2 separate regions of the Homo sapiens genome follow, and region 1 is linked to region 2. Evidence: read pairs that join two places in POLR2A ChIA-PET (ENCODE). Cell type or tissue: endothelial cell of umbilical vein. All regions are shown on one strand. Each heading gives the region's core, and the rest is flanking DNA. Links, peaks and the distances in the headings are about the cores only. Region 1 has its middle 130 kb from the start of EPC1. Region 2 overlaps KIF5B (kinesin family member 5B).

Region 1 (4,406 bases), core at 224-4,223, 180 kb before region 2:
TAGCCTTGCTACTGATTTTTGTATATGAATTTTATATTCTGCAACTTTGCTGAATTCACTGATCAGTTCTAACAGTTTTTTCGTAGCGTCTTTAGGTTTTTTTAGGCATGAGATCATGTCATCTGTGAACAAGGCTAATTTGATTTCTTCCTTTCCAAACTGGATGCCCTCTATTTCTTTCTCTTGCCTTATTGCTTTGGCCAGGACTTTCAGTGTTATGTTAAATAACAGTGGTGAAACTGGGCATCCTCGTTTTGTTCCCATCCTTGGAGGAAAGGCCTTCAATTTTTTCACATTAAGTATGATGTTAGCTGAGGCAAAGCACTTCTAATATTAAACATTGAAATAAATGTGAGCTCTACATACATTTAAGAAAGATCAATAAAAACAAGTAAGATAATTATTTACCTGCTTATTTCCAATTCAGGGTCAAGAGTGGCCGGAGTCTATCCAAGCAGCTCAGGGCACAAGATGGGACCCAGCCTCAGACAGGACTCCATTCCATCACAGGGCACACTCACACACCCCCACACTCACTCATACTGGGACCATCTGAGACAACAATTCACCTAAGGTGCATGTGATACAGTTTGGCTGTGTCCCCACCCAAATCTCACCTTGAATTGTAGCTCCCATAATTCCCGCTTGTCATGGGAGGGACCCAGTGGGAGGTAACTGAATCATACCGGCAGGTTTTTCCCATGCTGTTCTCGTGATAGTGAATACATCTCATGAGATTTGATGGTTTTATAAAGGGGAGTTCCCCTGCACATGCTCTCTTACCTGCTGCCATGTAAGACATGCCTTTGCTGCTCATTTGCCTTCTGCCATGATTGTGAGGCCTCCCCAGCCATGTGGAACTGTGAGTCCATTAAACCTCTTTCCTTTATAAATTACCCAGTCTCGGATATATCTTTATTAGCAGCATGAGAACAGACTAATACAGCATGGCTTTGGGATGTGGGAGGAAGCGGGAGTACCCAGAGGGAATGCATGCAGACAGAGGGAGAACGGGCAAACCACAAAAACAGTGGCTCTGGCCCAGGACCAATTTCTTCTTCTCATCCACATAATAAAATAATGTTGAATGAAATGATGTTATTTGATGACCTGCCTATTCCACAGGAGAGACAAAAGTACATAATGGTCATGAAACTGGATCACTGCGGGGGCACTCCTTAATTGAGGTGCACATGGTCCCTTTTGTTAGGAGAACAAATTGATTTTAAACTCAGGCACAAAGTCTGGCTGAGAAAATGATGAACTAAAAAAAGACTCAAATAACTTAACTTTAAAAAGATTTTAATAAATGTTTTCCCAATCCCATTGGCAGCCTCAAGTGAATAAGGAATGTTTTCCCCATCATTTTGGGCATCATTATCAAATAGCTCGACACAAGTGCATTTTCTGGCAATCTCTTCAGATGGCTTCTTTTAAATTTGTTGAACAAAAGTTACTTACATCACTTTGGTTAGAAACTCTCAAAAGAGTAAATTATATGTAATCACCTCTCAAATTATGAATGCACGTGAATTAGAATTCTTGATGCAAGTTAACATCAAAACTAAAACATTTTCATTAATGTCGATCTTCAAAATTTTCTTCAGCTATGTGAAATTGAGCTGAATAGTTTTATTTTTGACCAATCTTTCTTTCTTTCTTTTTTTTTTTTTTTTGAGGTGGAGTCTTGCTCTGCCGCCCAGGCTGGAGTGCAGTGGCACAATCTTGGCTCACTGCAACCTCTGCCTCCTGGGTTCAAGTGATTCTCCTACCTCAACCTCCCTGGTACCTGGCACACACCACAACGCCCAGCTAATTTTTTTATTTGTAGAGATGGCATTTCGCCATGCTGACCAGGCTTATCTTGAACTTGACCTCAAGTGATCTGCCCGCCCGGCCTCCCAAAGTGCTGAGATTACAGGCATGAGCCACCACACCTTGCCTGACCAATCTTAAATAATTTTTTTCTCATTGGAGAATCATTTAGTAAATATACTACTGTTTACATTTACTTTATTTATTAATGATTTACTTTATTTCCTTAATGATTTACTTTATTTCCATATATGGATTTACTTTATTTCCATTTATGGCAAGTGATACCAGTTTTCCACATGTGGTAATAATGTAAACTTTTCTTCTAAAATATATTTATTATTAGTAAAAATGAGTAAATTAAGGAAAATAGTATGCACTGAAATTTGGAAAACACTAGCATAACAAATATGAAGTATTTGCTTAATACTTTTAAGCTTGGCAAATAGTAAATACATAATGAAAGATAGCTACTATTTTTTAGATACTTTTAGTTACTTTTTAGTTAAATTATTGTGAAATTCTACATTAACATGATTTAATTTACCATTTAAAATTTATTTAACAATTAGATATTCCCTGTCCACAACACGCCAGGCCCTGGGAATTCAAAGATGAAAATGAATGAAATAGACCCTGCTTCCAAAGAGCTACCATTTTGGTGGTGAGAGAGATATTAAATAACCAGTAAAAATATAATGGTTTTGTTTTTGTTTTTTGAGACAGAGTTTCGCTCTGTCACCCAGGCTGCAGTGCAGTGATGCGATCTCAGCTCACTACAACCTCCGCCTCCCCGGTTCAAGTGATTCTTGTGCTTCAGCCTCCCGAGTATAGGTGCGTACCACTACGCCTAACTAATTTTTATATTTTTAGTAGAGACGGGTTTTCGCCATGTTGGCCAGGCTGGTCTTGAGCTCCTGACCTTAAGTGATCTGCCCACCTCGGCCTCCCAAAGTGTTGGGATTACAGGTGTGAGACACTGTGCCCAGCCACAATATAATGTTTTATGTATTATTATTGGAGCTATGTACAAAGTGCAGTAGGAACAGAGGGGAATAGCCCCGAGGTTTACCGAACAGGGTCAGGGAATTCTTTTTTTTTTTTTTTCTTGAGACAGAGTCTCACTCTGTCACCCAGGCTGGAGTGCAGTGGCACGATCTTGGCTCACTGCAACCTCTGCCTCCCAGGTTCAAGCAATTCTGCTGACTCAGCCTCCTGAGTAGCTGGGATTACAGGTGTGTGTCACCACACCCAGCTAATTTTTATAGAGACGGGGTTTCACCATGTGGTCCAGATTGGTCTGCAACTCCTGGCCTTAAGTCATCCACCTGCCTTGGCCTCTCAAAGTGCTGGTATTACAGGCATGAGCCACCATGCCCAGCTGGGAATTATTATTTTTTTTAACTTTTATTTTAGGTTCGGGGTACATGTGCAGGTTTATTATACAGGTAAATTTCATGTCACAGGGGTTTGGTGTACAAATTATTCCGTCACCCAGGTAATGAGCATAGTACCCAATATGTAGCTTTTCCATCCTCACTCTTCTCCCTCCCTCCACCCTCTATAAGGCCTCAGTGTCTATTGTTTCCTTCTTTGTGTCCATGTGTTTTCAATGTTTAGCTCCCACTTATAAGTGAGAACATGTGGTATTTGGTTTTCTGTTCCTGTGTTAGTTCACAGGAACAGTATGCAGCCATACTGACAGGATTATGGCCTCCAGCTCCATTTATATTGCTGCAAATGAGATGATCTCCTTCTTTTTTTATGGCTATGTAGTATTCCATGGTGTATATGTACCACATTTTCTTTATCCAGTCTACCGTTGGTTGGCATTTAGGTTGATTTCATGTCTTTGCTACTGAGAATAGTGCTCTAATGAACATACATGTGTATCGGGGGAACCAGCCCCCAATATTTTAACGTAGGTTCTTTCTATTTTTCCCTAAATATTGGCCGGTTTGAGAAATAAAGAGAAAGAGTACAAAGAGAGGAATTTCACAGCTGGGCCTCTGGGGGTGACATCACATATTGGTAGGACCGTGATGACGACCCCAAGCTGCAAAACCAGCAAATTTTTATTAGGGATTTTAAAAGGGGAGGGGGTGTACGAACAGGGAGTAGGTCACAAAGATCACATGCCTCAAAGGGCAATAAAGATCACAAGGTGAAGGCAAAATTAGAACTACTGATGAGGGTCTATGTCCCGCTGTGCACATATTATCTTGATAAACATCTTAACAGGAAACAGGGTTCGAGAGCAGAGAACTGGTCTGACTAGAATTTACCAGGCTGGAATTTCCCAATCCTAGTAAGCCTGAGGGTACTGCAGGAGACCAGGGCGTATTTCAGTTCTTATCTCAACAGCATAAGACAGACACTCCCAGTGTGGCCTTTTATAGACCTCCCCTGAGGAATGCATTCCTTCCCCAGGGTATCCATTATTAGTATTCCTTGCTGGGAAAAGAATTCAGCGATATCTCTCCTACTCACACGTCCATTTATAGGCTCTCTGCAAGAAAAAAAATATGGCTCTATTCTGCCCGACCCTGCAGGCAGTCAGACCTTATGGTTACCTTCCCTTGTTCCCTGAA
Region 2 (4,406 bases), core at 119-4,118:
TTCAGCAAGCATTTGAGTTCCTCTGGAGTGCCAGGCACTGTGTTAGGAGTTAAACACGGTCCTGACTTTGAGTTGACAGGCTAGTGAGTAAAGCAGACAGGTAAATTGATCGAATACTCATTGGTAAGTGTTATGATTAAATGCAGATACTGTAAGAACACATAGGATGAGACTTTTACCCAGATATTTTGGGGGTGCGTTGTGGAATTGGGTTAGAGGAAGAGGTAAATGTGATACATGAAATAATTTTGCTTTCCTTCTCAAAAATAAAAAGATTTTGAAGGAAAGTTTCAAATGTTTGGAGTCTCTTAAAATCTTCCCAGGGAAGTTAGTAATGATGTCTTTTTTTCTCATTAATAAATGTTTCTGTAGGAAATCTGTTATCCACTTAGTTGTGCCCATGTTGGGGTTTTTTTTTCTTTTTAAAATAATGAATAAAAACAAGGATTGGCTTGCTTATTAGTTTACTTTTCACTGTTATATGCTGTTTCCAACAGAGGCTTCTCTTTTTGTTTTGGCTTCCTCTAGAATAGAATGTAATTTCATAGTACCTTTCTTGTCACCAAAAACAAACAACAAACAAAATCCTCGAAAGCCAGAAATCAAAGGATTGCCTTTTTCCCCCCTTTGACCTAATAAAAGAATATATTTAAATGTTAATGTCAGAGGCTAGAAAAAAATTTCATAGGAGGGTCAGGTGCAGGGGCTTACTTAGGCCTGTAATCCCAGCACTTTGTGAGGCTTGAGGCAGGAGGGTTGTTTGAGCCCAGGAGTTTGAGATCAGCCTGGGCAACATAGCAAGACCCTGTCTCTACAAAATTTTTTTTAGAATTAGCCAGGCCTGGTGGCATGTGCCTCTAGTCCTGGCTACTTGAAGCTGAAGCAGGCAGCTTACTACACCCAAGAGGTTGAGGCTGCAGTGACCAGTGAGCTATGATTGTGCCATTGCACTCTGAACAGAGGGGAGACCCTGTCTCATAACATTTTTTTTCATAGGAACTTCTTGGTAATTGATTTTGAGGTAGGAGTGAGTGTTACACTTTGTGGGTAGGATAAAGAGGAAGGTCGGGGTTTGTGAGGATTAGCTACTAATTAACCATCAATTAGTCTTGTTTCTAAAATCTCATCTGTATGTAAATTGGCAGAGGATTTTTTTTCTTTTTGGTCACATAAAGCTTTGGAGTGTAGATGTAATGACATTTGAGATGTACACTGATACAAGAGATTCTTTATTATAAGCAGTGGAATTTAAAATTTGTTTCTTAATTAACCACAGAAAGCAGTCTGGGTCCAGAGAAAATTGCTTAGATGGGTCATCACTAAGAAAATTACTGTTGTTATATATTTCCTTTAATGTCTTTATAAATCCTTTATGTACTAAACTTTGATGGAGTCTTTCATATTAGCATAAAGAAAATCTGAATCTTTCTTGCCACTCTTTCCACAAATAATTTTGGTTTTTTTTTTTTTTTTTTGAGACAGAGTCTCACTGTGTCACCCAGGCTGGAGTGCAGTGGCTCGATCTCAGCTCACTGCAACCTCCTTCTCCTGGGCTCAGGCGATTTTTGTGCCTTAGTCTTTCGAGTAGCTGAAATTACAGGCCACGTACAGCTAATTTTTTTTTTTTTTTTTTGAGATGGTGTCTTACTCTGTCACCCAGACTGGAGTGCAGTGGCGCGATCTCGGCTCACTGCAACCTCCACCTGCCCGGTTCAGGCAATTCTCCTGCCTCAGCCTCCTGAGTAGCTGGGACTACAGGCACGCGCCACCAAGCCCAGCTAATTTTTTGTATTTTTAGTAGAGACAGGGTTTCACCATGCTGACCAGGCTTGAACTCCTGACCTTGTGATCCGCCTGCCTTGGCCTCCCAAAGTGCTGTGATTACAGGAGTGAGCTACCGCACCCAGCCACTCCCACAATATTTTATTATACAGAATTTAGTATGCAAGGGTTAGGAAGAGGGTGTGTGTGTGTGTGTGTGTGTGTGTGTGTGTTTTAGGGTGTTTTATACCTCACTAGGAATAAACATCTGATATTTTCCTGTAACATTAAGTAATTTTTTTTTTAACCTTTTCTCTACCCTGTCATCCTGTAGTTTAAGTAATTTCTTAGGAATCTTGCTTAAGGAAAAAATCCCCTGAACTATAAAATCTTTTCTCATAGATGTACTTGAAGGATATAATGGAACAATATTTGCATATGGACAAACATCCTCTGGGAAGACACACACAATGGAGGTAACGTTTTATAATCTGTACTTAGATGTGGTTTGCAATACATACAGCATTCATTATTTGTGATATTATTTCACCATGCATAAACATTTTAATTTACTCTTTATTGCCTTTTCTCATACAAATAATATACATGTAACATCATTGTTGGAATCTAATCAGTTCCTGAGTTTAAATAGTAAGGGATACCTGTATTTGAGATTATATTTGAGATTGTTTTATCAGTTAGCATAACCATAAAATAAATAACATTTTAGACAAGAATTTTTTGTCACCCTGTTATATGGGAAATTTTGAATGCTTATGTGTTGTTGATTTTATGTAGTATAAATAACTTTTTCCTGTTCTCCTTGGCTCCTCCTTCCTCAAAATAACTGTCACTCTTCTCTGATAAGAATGTTGCCATAATTATCAGTGCTGCTGTTAATAATAGATGTGGACCCACTATAGCTTTGCTTCTAGAAAACAGCCTGTGATTTTCTGCCACTGCTAAAGAGCATCTGTTTTTATCATTTATTTGAGTGTACTATATTAAGTAAATGACTGCTTCTTTTAGTGTGATTCATATTACTGATTTTCATAAAGTCATAGAGAACAAGGACATCCTAGTATTTGCATGAATTTGCCTCGAAGTAGAAGGAACAATGTAGAATTATATGGAAAGAAACTAAAACCTTTTTAATTATGTTCATTTTACAATGAACATTTTACAAGCATGGATAATCTAAATCTAGTGATTAAATGAAGGGTTAAGATCTGTTGGTAACCCATGTGGTTGATGTACAGTACTGTGTATGTGTAATAGTTGAATTGGATTTTTTAGGTATTTACAGAGCCGTTTCCACAAAAATATAGTTCCTGTCCTTTCTTGACTATAAGTTGTAGATTGAAACTCTTTGTTTTTACTTCATATTTTATAATTTATTTAAGAAGTCTAGTTTTGTTTTTTGTTTAGGGTAAACTTCATGATCCAGAAGGCATGGGAATTATTCCAAGAATAGTGCAAGATATTTTTAATTATATTTACTCCATGGATGAAAATTTGGAATTTCATATTAAGGTAAATTCCTTGAGGAAAGATTATATTTTATTTTACAGCAAGAATAATGTTCTAAAAAAATAGTAAATGCTGGTTTCTTTAATTTTAAAAATTGTTTTTCTGGAAAGGTACAGTTGAAAGATCATTCAGGTTAGTAAACTTGGATTTTTGTTCATCTGCCATTAGATGAACAGGAATGTTAACTAACGTAAATGATTAAGTCTTTAGCCTCCTTCAAAAAATAAAGGAGGTTGCTTTACTGCAGAACTTGAAGGTTTCTACTACATAAAACTATTCTAATTCATTTTAGATGAAGATAATGTAATTTATGTCCAATGGGAAGACTGCTTAAATAACTAAGCTAATTTGGCTAATTTATGTCTTCCCATTAGAATGTGAGCTATGGCTGGTATGTTGATAACTGTCTCTCTAGTCTAAACAATGCCTAGCACTCAGACCTCAATATGCGAATAAGTTATATAACTTTAGTTGATCGGTGTTTTTTTAAATTTGCCCTTTAGGTTTCATATTTTGAAATATATTTGGATAAGATAAGGGACCTGTTAGATGGTAAGTTAAATTCTTGCTAATCAGTTTTAAATAACATCTGTTAATTCCTTTTTAATAATAGATGTGAGACTATTTCTTTGTAACCTATATGAAATTGTCTTAAGTTATTGGAAATAGACAAAATTTTTTTTCTTCTAAAGTTTTAGTTGAATACCTTTAAATAGAATAACTAGTTTAAAGCGATGTTTATGGGTACTTCTTAGTAGTAATTAGAGCATTGGACTGGGAGTTACATAATCTGAGCCCTGAGTTCTAGTCTTCTGTCAACTGTCAATTAGATACATTGTCCTTAGGCAAATCATTGAACCATTCAGGGTTAATGTTCTTGTTTATAAAATGTGGGTGGTAGGTTGGAGTGGTCCTAAAATTCTATATTGTTGCATTGGTTTCTATTTACATCTCCTGCTGTGTCTGTAAGGTCTGCTTTAGAGCAATGTTTTAATATGTTTTTAGAGTTCAACTATTGCTGTTAGGCTGCTCAGGAAAGCCTATCAGTTATTTCATATCCAGTGTTAAGAGTTTTAGGAGAATGTTGCTAACATTTGTTTTTCTTTCTCAGTTTC

What was found. Peaks named below come from ENCODE experiments on the same cell type or tissue, not always from the same donor. Only the 100,000 strongest peaks of a DNase experiment are listed, where the experiment ranks them.
Region 1: POLR2A ChIA-PET joins it to region 2 with 7 read pairs; 3 of 35 experiments call an interaction of 5 or more read pairs at or near these places.

The regions. Positions count from the first base shown.
Region 1 is chr10:32,219,168-32,223,573 of GRCh38, reverse strand. No RefSeq gene overlaps it. Among named protein-coding and RNA genes, the nearest start is that of EPC1, 130 kb to the left of the region's middle. In endothelial cell of umbilical vein, for the core only: no CTCF peak of the experiment used is centred there; no DNase peak of the experiment used is centred there.
Region 2 is chr10:32,038,215-32,042,620 of GRCh38, reverse strand. KIF5B (kinesin family member 5B) reads left to right here. Exons shown (of 26, transcript NM_004521.3): 3 at 2,164-2,237; 4 at 3,190-3,294; 5 at 3,795-3,843; 6 at 4,403-4,406. Among named protein-coding and RNA genes, the nearest start is that of KIF5B, 16 kb to the left of the region's middle. In endothelial cell of umbilical vein, for the core only: no CTCF peak of the experiment used is centred there; no DNase peak of the experiment used is centred there; H3K27ac peaks cover 259 bases.